2 separate regions of the Homo sapiens genome follow, and region 1 is linked to region 2. Evidence: chromatin loops called from intact Hi-C (ENCODE). Cell type or tissue: heart right ventricle. All regions are shown on one strand. Links, peaks and the distances in the headings refer to the core of each region. The heading gives the core; the rest is flanking DNA. Region 1 holds the start of LOC124904315 (a long non-coding RNA gene). Region 2 overlaps RNF152 (ring finger protein 152).

Region 1 (5,375 bases), core at 236-5,235, 130 kb after region 2:
ATAGAAATTACTTGTCTGTTCTCAGTAACAGAAGAATATATTTATTGTCATCTCTTTTGAGATAATGAAATGCCATTTAAATTACCCTCTCTTCCTGGTAAATCTGAGAAGAAAGCAAACTCCCTAAGTTTCCTATCATTTTGCAGAGCCTGAAACCATATCTAGTAATCACTTCAAGCCTCACTAGGGAAGAACAGCAGGTAGGAAGCTGTTTGGGATTTATAGTGCCACTTACTTCTACAGGTAAAATCGGAGTCATAAAAAGCAAGAAGAAAGAGTTCTTGAGCCCTCCAGGGTAAGTAAGGGAATATACTTTAAAATTCTGATTTTTATTACTCTAGAAAAAATAAGACACCTTAGCCCGTAGCTGGAAGACTAAACTGCATCCTTTTTCTGAGGCTGTTATTCAGTCGAGTCTCTGATTGTTCGCCTCCACTGAGCTCAGACAGATCTGGTGCTCTCTCTGCCTGACTCAGTTTCTTTACCTTTGAAGTGGAGCTAGCAACGTCAGCCAGCTTCTCACACTGCATGCAGGATCCTTAGAAATAAAAGGTATCATCTTGGAGCTCTACAGTTCTGTAACGATGACCAAGATTCACTCTGAGGGCAGAAAAATTAAAGACAAACATGTAATGCTTTTTCCAGGTTTTTTAATACCAAAATTGGTCCAGGTGATTCTCTCTGTTTCCATGTTATTTATCTTCCTCCCTTCCTATTGAAGGCGTCATATGGAGTGTTGAAGGCTGGTGGTAAGGAGGAAAAAGGAATGAACACTGAATCAGTAATATCTGAGCTTTCCCAGGCAAATCTAGTCATGACTCAGCAAGGAAGCCAAAGGAAAACATCACTGCATTACACCTGTTAGAGAAGAGGCCTGTCTGAGGCAGAGGGAAGCTCCGATTGTGAGCCGCTGTGCAAACCATTCCAAATAAAGAGAGATTTCTGACCTTTACCTCCCTCCCATCCTTCCCCCCTCAACTCTGGGAGAGAAGAGCCCTCCTCTTGGTTTTGGAGTCTTTCCTCTTCCACTTGCTACTAGCTCCTTTCCCTCCCAGCAAACATCCATGCCTCTCTCGTAAGATATAAGCAAAATTATTTGCTGAAACTTGTTACCCCTTCAAGAAAACCATATTGCTGTCCTTCCTTTCACACTGCCAGGAATGTCAGGAAAAGCATGGCTGGTGTCAGGCTCAAATCTTCACTTTCTCTTTAGCTATATGTCTCTGGGAACGTGATTTCCCCTCTCTCCCCGCCCACCCCGCCAGTTAAAACAGCAACAAAAACATTGATAATGATGCCTGCAAGAATCATGAAGCTGAAATAAGATCACGCATATAGGTGCCCAGCAAGGGACATGGCCAAGAAAAACGGAGGTCCCAGGGATTCCTCATTTCATGGCCAAATTTGCTGGAGACTGGTTGGGACCTGCCAGCTTACCTCTGCAGCTCTGCGCACGCTCTTGAGGGGCTTCTGCTTTTGCTGACCTCTAGTCCATGTAACAAGGGTAAACACTGCCTCTCCCTAGAAATCTTGCCTGCACTGGTTTCCATGACACAGCATTACCTCAGTGCAGCTTACAAAACAGCTCGCAGAATTCCTCCAAATATTTAGAGTCAAAATAGATGGCCAGTGCTCTGCCTTCAGTGCAGGAACCTGTGCTTCCTCAGAGGTCCCGCAGTTTTGGGTCTGGATCCCTAGAGCTCTGAAAACCTTATCTCGAGGGCCATCCTGAGCAGCTTTTATTCCAATGCTGGGGGGATGTGCTGTGCAAATCAGAAGCAAGTCCTGGCCTTATCCACCCAGTTGGGGGGCCACAGATTTGGTGAAGTTGTGCCTGTTACTTGGGAGGTGAGTGGGTCGGACATGAGATGGGCAGAGGACGTGTTTGGTGGTCCCTGCTCACCCCCATTCATGTTCTTGGAGTCTGTTACTCCCATTGAGTCCCACTCCATTATCCATGGGAGAAACTGAGGCACAGGTATCGAAGGGGGTGGGATGGGTAGTCACACCAGGCTGGCAGCAGCACAGCCTGGTAAAAACCTGGGCCTCTGTCTCAGTCTGGAGCGGGCTCCACTACACCTGCAGCCTGTGGACAGAGAGTCTGCAGACAACATGTCAAACTCTGTGGGTTCTCTGCAAACAAAGTTGCTTGTGGGGAGAAAGGCAGAAAGTAGAATGTTTAGGCTGACTGATGGCTGAACAGTGGGTGGAAAGAGAGGCTGGAAACTTGACTGTATAGGTGAGAGATGAGAGACTGGGGAATAAAAATAAACAAAAAGAGTAGAGAAAGAGGCCGGGCGGGGAAGGGGCCTGCAGAAAGGTGTGTGATGGGCTGGTTGGTCAGCTGCCGCTGGGCCCAGACGGAGCTGAAGGGATTTGTGTGCATGCAGAGACCGCTTATTCTGTTGTTCCACCAGAAATTGAGGGTAGGACCTGGAGTATTGCACAAAGCCCTTGCCAGCTCTAAGACTTGAAAGCAGGGCTGAGAGGGAGGGGAGGCAGGGGAAATACACTGGCCCCCTATTTCCATCGGGAGAAGGAAGCTGAGAAAACAGCAGAGGAGAAAACAGATTCGAAGACCATGAGACCTGGAAGAGATTGTTTAATTTAACCTCTTCCTCTACAAACAAGGAAGCTGCAGCCCAGGGAGGGTAAACGACATCCCAGAAGGTCACTGAGTCTTCTCCAATCCAAACGTTGCAGGTGTCTCCTCCCAAAGGGTATCTTCAAGTCCTAGCCTCCGGTCCCTGGTAATGTGACCTTGTTTCCAAACCTGATGGCTTTGAATGCCATCAAGTTAAGAGGAGGTCATGCTGGAGTGGCTGGGCCCTTAATCCAATATGACTGCTGTCCTTAGAAGAAGAGGACAAGAGACAGATGCACAGGGAAGAAGGTCACGTGACAGTACAGGCTGAGATAAGAGGGATGCATTTATAAGCAAAAAATGCCAAGGGTTGCCAGCAACCAGGAGAAGCCAGGGGAGAGACACAGGACAGACTCTCCCTCTGAGTGTCCAGAAGGAGCCAACCCTGCCAAAACTTTGATCTTGGACTTTGGCCACTAGAAGTGTGAGAGAATGCATTTCAGTTGTATTAAGCCACTCAGTTTGTGGTATTTTGTTATAGTAGCCCCAGCAGGCTAATATGCTAGGCTGGGGAAAGCATGCACGTGCCAAGTATAGAACCGCCCCTGAAATGCAGCAGAGCCCGCAATCACACTTGCTGGCTTCCTGTGGAGTCTGGATCTGCAGATGGATTCACCTTCGTATTAGTTTTTCTTGCATTGCTATAGAGAAATACCTAGGATGAGTGCAGTGGCTCAAACCTGTAATCCCATCACTTTGGGAGGCCAAGACAGGAGAATCGCATGAGCTCAGGAGTTTGAGACCAGCCTGTGCAACATGGTGAAACCCTGTCTCTACAAAGAAAGCAAACATTAGCTGGGTGTGGTGGCACGTGCTGTGGTCCCAGTGACTTGTGAGGCTGAGGTGGGAGGATCACTTGAGCCCTGGAGGCAGAGGTGCAGCTACGCTCCAGCCTGGGTGACAGAGCCAGACCCTGTCTCAAAGAAAAGAAAAGAAATATCTCAGACTGGGTAATTTTTAAAGAAAAGAGGTTTAATTGGCTTATGGTTCCTCAGGCTATACAGAAAGCATGATGCTGACACCTGCTCAGCTTCTGGGAAGGCCTCAGGAAACTTAACAGTCATAGCAGAAGGCAAAGGGGGAGTGAGCACTTCACACAGTTGGAACAGGAACAAAAGAGTGTTGGGGGGGAAGTGCTACACACTTTTAAACAACCAGATATTGCAAGAATTCCCTCACTACCACAAGAACAGCATTAAGGGGATAAAGCTAAGCCATTCATGAAGGATTCACCCCCATGATCCAATCACCTCCCACCAGGCCCCACCTCCAACACTGGGGATTAGAATTCAACATGAGATTTGGGGACACAGATCCAAATCATATCAACCATCTACCAGTGCTAGGTTAACTGGGAGGGCTGAGCAGATGTGGAGAGGTGCCAGGGGACTCAGGGGACAGGCAGAGAGAGTCGGCCTGGGCTGGGTGTTGTCACTGCCTCCTCTACAGGGCCTGCACCTGCACCACCAGGCTCTTTGCCCACTGCTGCTCCTGCCTGAGCTTCGCTTCTCAGGGGATGCACCCATGGTGCCACAGTCCTAAACACACAGGGGCTTCTGGCCCTTAACCCTCTCTGATCCTACACTCATAGCCTGCAGGGATCGCGTTGGTGCCCACCCTGGTCTCCTCTCTCTCAGCACCCTCCCTCTCCGAGGCAGCCCTGTAAACTCCCAGGATCCATCCAGTCCCTACTTGGTTCTTTACCACCTCCCACACCACTCCCTCAGTCTACCCCATTTGACCCATCTGGAAGGAGTTCAGCAAGAAGTCCCCTCCCAAATGTAGAATCCTGCCCCTCCACCAAGGCCACCTAGACTGCACATACCCTTGAGGCCTCCGCTCTGTCCTCGACACCAGCAAGGCCCCTACATTGAGGAGGTTAGAATGGAAAGCTAAGGGGCAACACCTCCTGATGTCCTAATAAGAAAAGGTGTAATTTGAATAGCTGGGGCTTCAGGAGGAGGCTCCTCAGGCCCCTCAGGGAACGGCAACTCCCTAGAGGGAAGAGTGGGGTTCCCAGCGCCCTTAGCCTGAGAGCTTTCCTTCCTTCCCTCTGTCAGGCCTTCCCAGTGTCAGGTCTCGTCCCCTCTGTTTCCACCCTTGTCACTGTATTGCCTGCTCAGGTAAGGTGTGCCCATGTGAATTCAGGCTGTTTCTTTAAGTTTAGGGGGCCTTTGTATTAAAACTGCAGATTTCTGAGATCTATACCCAGGGATGCTGCCTCAGGAGGTGAGGGGCTTGGCCTGGGATTTGCATTTTGGAACTAGCTTTCTAGTGTTTTTGCTGTGGGGTGGTCCTCAAACCCTAGACAATATTGTCCTTAGACAATCTAAACACTTCCGGTGTGGGAGATTTTGGGGACAGTGGCAGGTGATGGAGGGGACTACGTTGATGGCTCAGTCTTTCTGTGCTTCCTTTCAAGGGGGACCCCATCCGATGCCACTGGGCATTGCCCCAAACCTGGGGCCTGGGATAAGCCTTCCCAGGGGGATCTGGGCAGAGATGTGGAGATACTGCTGGCCATGGTTATGATAGTCAGGGAGGGAGTCACGCAGGGGGGCTGCACCTAGGTTGGTGTGTGGACTGGTAGAAAGTTCTCTACAGGGGACAGCAGGGAAAGAGGGAGGAAGAGGAGCCAGCAGAGGGAAAGGCAGAGGGGTCAGGGGCCTTGTGGGGCTGCAGCTTCCTCCAGATGCCTCGACGATGCCATCCACAGCTACTGGTCATGCGC
Region 2 (5,375 bases), core at 283-5,282:
AAACATCCTGCATGATGAAACTTACTCAAACATCACATAGACTTCCTGGTTACCTGCCTTTCATGCAAAGGAGGGGCTGAGCAAATGAAGATGTGCTGCTGGTGGGAGCAAAGTTATGAGGAAGTAGAATCTCCAAATGCTGTGTTCTGTGCTTGTATTTTCTCTTTCTACAACCTCCTCTCCCCTGCCACTATCGCATTCCCACCTACCAAGGAAGTGTAACTTTCCCGGCTCAGTTCTGATCTAGACATCCAGATAATCACACTTGGTGCACTCCTCACTGAGGTTTGACAAGAATTGAAGAGATTTTGGTAAAAGCTTTGACAGATACTGTAGAAATAGGGAGCATTCTTTTTTTTTTTTTTTTTTTTGAGATGGAGTCTCACTCTGTCACCCAGGCTGGAGTGCAGTGGGGCATGATCTCAGCTCACTGTAACCTCTGCCTCCTGGGTTCAAACTATTCTCCTGCCTCAGCCTCTCGAGTAGCTGGGATTACTGGGATAATTTTTTCTATTTTTAGTAGAGACAGGGTTTCATCATGTTGGCCAGGCTGGTCTTGAACTCCTGACCTCGTGATCCACCCGCCTTGGGCTCCCAAAATGCTGGAATTACAGGCGTGAGCCACCGCACCTAGCCAGGAGCATTCTTCTTACTATTGCTGTTTCTGCTCCTTGACAGATTCACTTAGTGACAGTTGCCACTGCCGCATCTTAGTCAAGAACCTTGTTTCTCTCTGGGCTATGACAATGGTCTTGCTCACTTTCTGGCTTTCCCACCCCACTCCAGTTTGGAAAATGCTGTCACTCTTAGACCATTAGGCCAATTAATCCTTCATCCCCTCACTTAATAACTTTTAGTTGCCCTTGTGGGAGGAAGCTCATATTCTTCAGTTTTGCTTTTCAAGTTTTCCCCAGGTTGACCCCAAACTTCCTTTCCAACCTCGACTTTTGCTCCGCCTGACTTTAAAACTGAACATTAGCTGGGATGGTTAATCCACTGTTGCCCAAAATGTTTTTCATTGCCTCTTTCTTATTCTAGCACATTCTGTGGCCTAAAATGTCCTCTTCCTTCCTCTGCCTCTATCCTATCATCGAAGCCTCAGTTCAGCTCTCAACTCTTCTGAAAAATTTAACTTGATCACATTAGCCTTTAGAAATTCTTTATAATCCAAAGTTCTCTGGCAAAATTGCCTCCATCTCTCATTTCATTCAACATTCATTCATTCATTCTACAAAGGCCACTTGTCATAGATTGTCTTGTATTATCACCTACGATTGAAGTGTCTTTTTCTTTCTGTTTAATTGCAAAGAATAGAAATTCACTCAAGCTTGTTTGCATAAAGGGAGGTGAATTGAAGAGATGTCCCAGGATGTCTTGTCATCAAGCCACATTTCCCAAGAGTTCCAGTGAATGGGACCCTTCCAGTTATCATTCACCCTGGACCTGCTTAGTGCAGGAGAGGGTTGGGGGCACAGTTCCTTCCAAGGGGGCCTGTGGCTGGCTGATGTAGCAGTTGTGACCTGCAATTAGCCTACAATGGGGGCAAAATCATGTAACAAAAAGCCTATTTTGTATTAAAGCATCAAATATCTCATGTAGTTTATTGAATACTGTATTGAAAGTGAAAAACAGATTGGTTGTATAGGCACTCAAAGAGATCTCAGTTCTCTTGCAAGCTCCTTAAAGATGACTGGATGAGGCTTTACACCATTGTGTGTTTGCCACCGTGTTTGTACACAGGAAGGGCTCAATAAACAAATCATTGGTGACTCTTTGACAACACAGAAAACGATTTTGACTTACAGTGATTTAAAGGAATTTTAGACCCTTTTAGCTTGAAGTCTTAAAGGAAGTTAAGAAGATAGAAACTTATTTTTAAGAGCTTCCCCTACTTGCATTAATAATGATTAAATGTTGAATCAAATTAGAATGACCAGGCTGCAGTACGTATACCAATGTTTGGGAGGTGAATGTTCTCAATGAGGGTCATGATTCTAACAAAATTAGTTGTTACTCAAAGCCTGTTTTTCAACTTCCATTTGCCTCCTACTTTGCCCACAAAAAAAAAAAAAAAAAAAAAAAAAAAAGAAAGCAAAAGAAAGCAAAAGAAAAAAAACCTCTACTTGGTGACATACAACAAGCAGCTTTAGGACTTTACAGCCTACCAGACCACCCCACAATCTAACGGAGCAGGCATTGATGCCTGGATTTGTGATGACTGGGTGTAGTTGCCCACCGCTGACTGCCCCACCTGCGTTTATAATTAAAGGCTTCAATACCTTTGTGATATACATCTGTTTTACCTCCCTTTTTTTGATTTTGGAATACTCATTCACATGATAGAAACTCTTCTTTGATACTCAAAATGCTTGATCATTATGAGAGTGTTATTATGAAAGAGGGAAATATGTTCAGCTGCTTGAAGAAAATGACCAGAAATACATTAATATTAAAATAACGCTCTCGGCTGGGCGTGGTGGCTCACGCCTGTAATTCCAGCACTTTGGGAGGCTGAGGCGGGTGGATTACTTGAGGTCAGGAGTTTGAGACCAGCCTGGCCAACATGGTGAAATCCCATCTCTACTAAAAATACAAAAATTATCCAAGCATGATGGTGTGCACCTGTAATCCCAGCTACTTGGGAGGCTGAGGCAGGAGAATTGCCTGAACCTGGGAGGCAGAAGTTGCAGTGAGTTGAGATCGCACCACTGCACTCCAGCCTGGGCAAAAGACCGAGGCTCTGTCTCAAACAAACAAACAAAACACTCTCAGTTTGAAAGGTAGTGAATAGGGCTGAGATAAGTGTCTCAGGAACCAAGTATTTGTTGTGATATTCTTTTGCAGTTGTGTTGTTCTGGGGTAGGTTTGCAAATTGCTTCCTCGAAGATTAATAATATGAGATTAGAAGTGGTTGGTGAGCACATGGACAAATTTGTGTACTTTGGAGAATTTACCCCTTTTGTTGCATGAGACATAAGATTACTGCCATTTTAAGTGAGTAATAGTTAATTCAACCATGCAGGTAAAGAGGTGTCCTTAACTGGGATAAATAGTCCATCCACTCCACTCCTTTACATTGGTACTTCAGAAACTGAAGGTACAGATCCATCCATTCACCTATGGTGGTGTGTAAAATAGCATTTGAAACACTGAGCATCAGGTATTTAAACCACTTATTAGGCAAACAATTGCATTCATTAAATGTATTTTGAATGGCCAGGCATGGTGACTCACGCCTGTAATCCCAGCACTTTGGGAGGCTGAGGCAGGCAGATCACCTGAAGTCAGGAGTTCAAGACCAGCCTGGCCAACATGGAGAAACCCCGTCTCTACTAAAAGATACAAATTAGGCAGGCATGGTGGTGGGCACCTGTAATCCTAGCTACTCTGGAGGCTGAGGCAGGAAGAATTGCTTGAACCTGAGAGGTGGAGGTTGCAGTGAGCTGAGATTGTGCCACTGCACTCCAGCCTGGGCGACAGAATGAGACTGTCTCAAACAAACAAACAAACAAAAGAATGTTGAATGCCTATGTTTTACCAGGCATAATTCTAAAAAAATCCCTGCCTTCTAGCTTCCTGTAGGTATTTAACTCATAATTAATTTGGTTTTCTGCTTTTTTTTTTTTTTGTAATGGCAAAGCTAAAAGGGTAGAGAATAAAAGAAATGTATCTGATATTCTCTCAATTCTTGATACCTTAGCATATATGCCTGCCTTACATGGCTCTAATTCAGGTAAGTCATTATGAACTGGAATTTTAAAAAGTAAGATGGGTTTGGGTTTAAATTTCACGTCTGCCACGTGACCTGAGTGCACAAGGTCTGACTGAGTTTGTTCTTCAGCTGCAAAATGGGGGAGAACCGACCTCATTGAGTTAGTGTAAGAACAGGAGAGACTTACATATAAAGTGCTTAGTGTGTTGCCCTCCACAATGTAAGACTAAATAAATGGCAGCTGTTGCTAACGTCCTTATATCCAGCATCTACCATCCACCAATCATTGGGCTCAGTTCTGGAAATATCGGGATGAATAGGCATGGTCTAACCTGAAGAAGCCCTTAAGCTAGCCAAGGAGGTGATGGCATCCAAGTAACTACAGCCTTCAGCGTTTACATGGGAGTTTCTTTTACCTGTCATTATTGTCAGAGTCTTTGGTTTGAAAGTCTGTAAAGCTTTCAGTGGCTCTGAGTTTAAAATGATAGGCCTTCTCAGGAGGAAGTGGGGAAAAAGCTGGAAGCAACTGGAGGAGAGGAGTCTGAGAAAGGGTTCTGAGCTAGCCCCCAGGCAACCTGAGTCTTCCTTAAAGGAGATGAGTCGCCTTTCTCCTGTGGCCTCACTCTTCCCAAGTGAAATGAAGGACATCCTCTTTCTCAGGGTCTGCTTTCTTGGGAGTAGAGTGACCCCCAGACTTGCCCATGACTAAGAGCATACCTGGGTCATGGAACTTTCCGTTTTAAAACAGTCCCAGAAAAATTGGGATGAGCTGGTCACCCTCCAGTCTTGTTCTGTGATTGTTGTTTGACATCCTGAAGCAGGCTTTGTAGAGATCTAACATTGTTAGTAGAGATACAACCATCCTACAAGAGAGGAGCAAGCGGGGCAGAATAAAATGGGAAAAAACATTGTAGCCTTGTCAACCCCTTTATTTAGGAATCTGCTTTTTGGAATGGGATATTTATTATTATTAAAAAGAAGAGAACTGTTTAATAAAGGCAAGGAATCTAGGCTATACAATATAAATATAAAGTTAATGAAACCTTTTAGAAATTCTTCTTAAAAAGGGGTAGCCGCTTGGGGCCCGGTACACAGTAGACACTCAGTAAAGACTTATTGAAATGGTGGCATCAATTTATTCTTCAGAAATATTTTTGAAAGCTGCATAGAGAAGTGCAAGAGGCCTCTGAGACATGCATTCCAGGACAGGTTGAGGGGCTGAACACTGTGGGCTTTGAACCAGTCTGCGCCTCACTCTTCTGGGCCCTTCCATCACTCATTTGAAAATGCATGCATCTAGATATGCTCTGGGTTTCCTGTGCTGGTATCTGAGTGTGTTTATGTATGAGCTGATGCTCTTCATGACTGTGTTTTTTTTCTTTCTGGTGGAACCGCATGATGCTAGCAGACAAGTTGCTTTGTCTTTTGTTTGAAGCTAGGATGCCTCTGGAACATTCCTATGTTGTATGCATGATGGTAGTGTGGGTTGGGTGGAGGGGGGCATTGTGTACTCAGCACCCAGTGTTTACTTTCCAAAGATTCCAGAGGGTTTTCGTGATGAGTCTGTAATACCAAGTGGGGGTTGGGAAGGGAACCAGGCCTGGCTCCACCCTATAGCAGAGATCTTAGAGATCTCAGGAGCTGGGCTCCAATTTGCCAGCAT

What was found. A loop is a pair of places that touch in the nucleus more often than their neighbours do. Peaks named below come from ENCODE experiments on the same cell type or tissue, not always from the same donor. Only the 100,000 strongest peaks of a DNase experiment are listed, where the experiment ranks them.
Region 1: a loop joins it to region 2, with 2.2 times the contacts of the local background. A loop is called at or near these places in 33 of 110 quality-filtered maps.

The regions. Positions count from the first base shown.
Region 1 is chr18:61,751,906-61,757,280 of GRCh38, reverse strand. It overlaps LINC01544 (long intergenic non-protein coding RNA 1544), which reads right to left. Exons shown (of 4, transcript NR_103449.1): 4 at 2,586-5,375. LOC124904315 (a long non-coding RNA gene) reads right to left here and starts at 1,500. Exons shown (of 2, transcript XR_007066396.1): 1 at 1,438-1,500; 2 at 634-743. In heart right ventricle, for the core only: no CTCF peak of the experiment used is centred there; no DNase peak of the experiment used is centred there.
Region 2 is chr18:61,882,698-61,888,072 of GRCh38, reverse strand. The region is part of intron 1 of RNF152 (ring finger protein 152); the gene reads left to right. Among named protein-coding and RNA genes, the nearest start is that of RNF152, 7.6 kb to the left of the region's middle. In heart right ventricle, for the core only: no CTCF peak of the experiment used is centred there; no DNase peak of the experiment used is centred there; H3K27ac peaks cover 623 bases.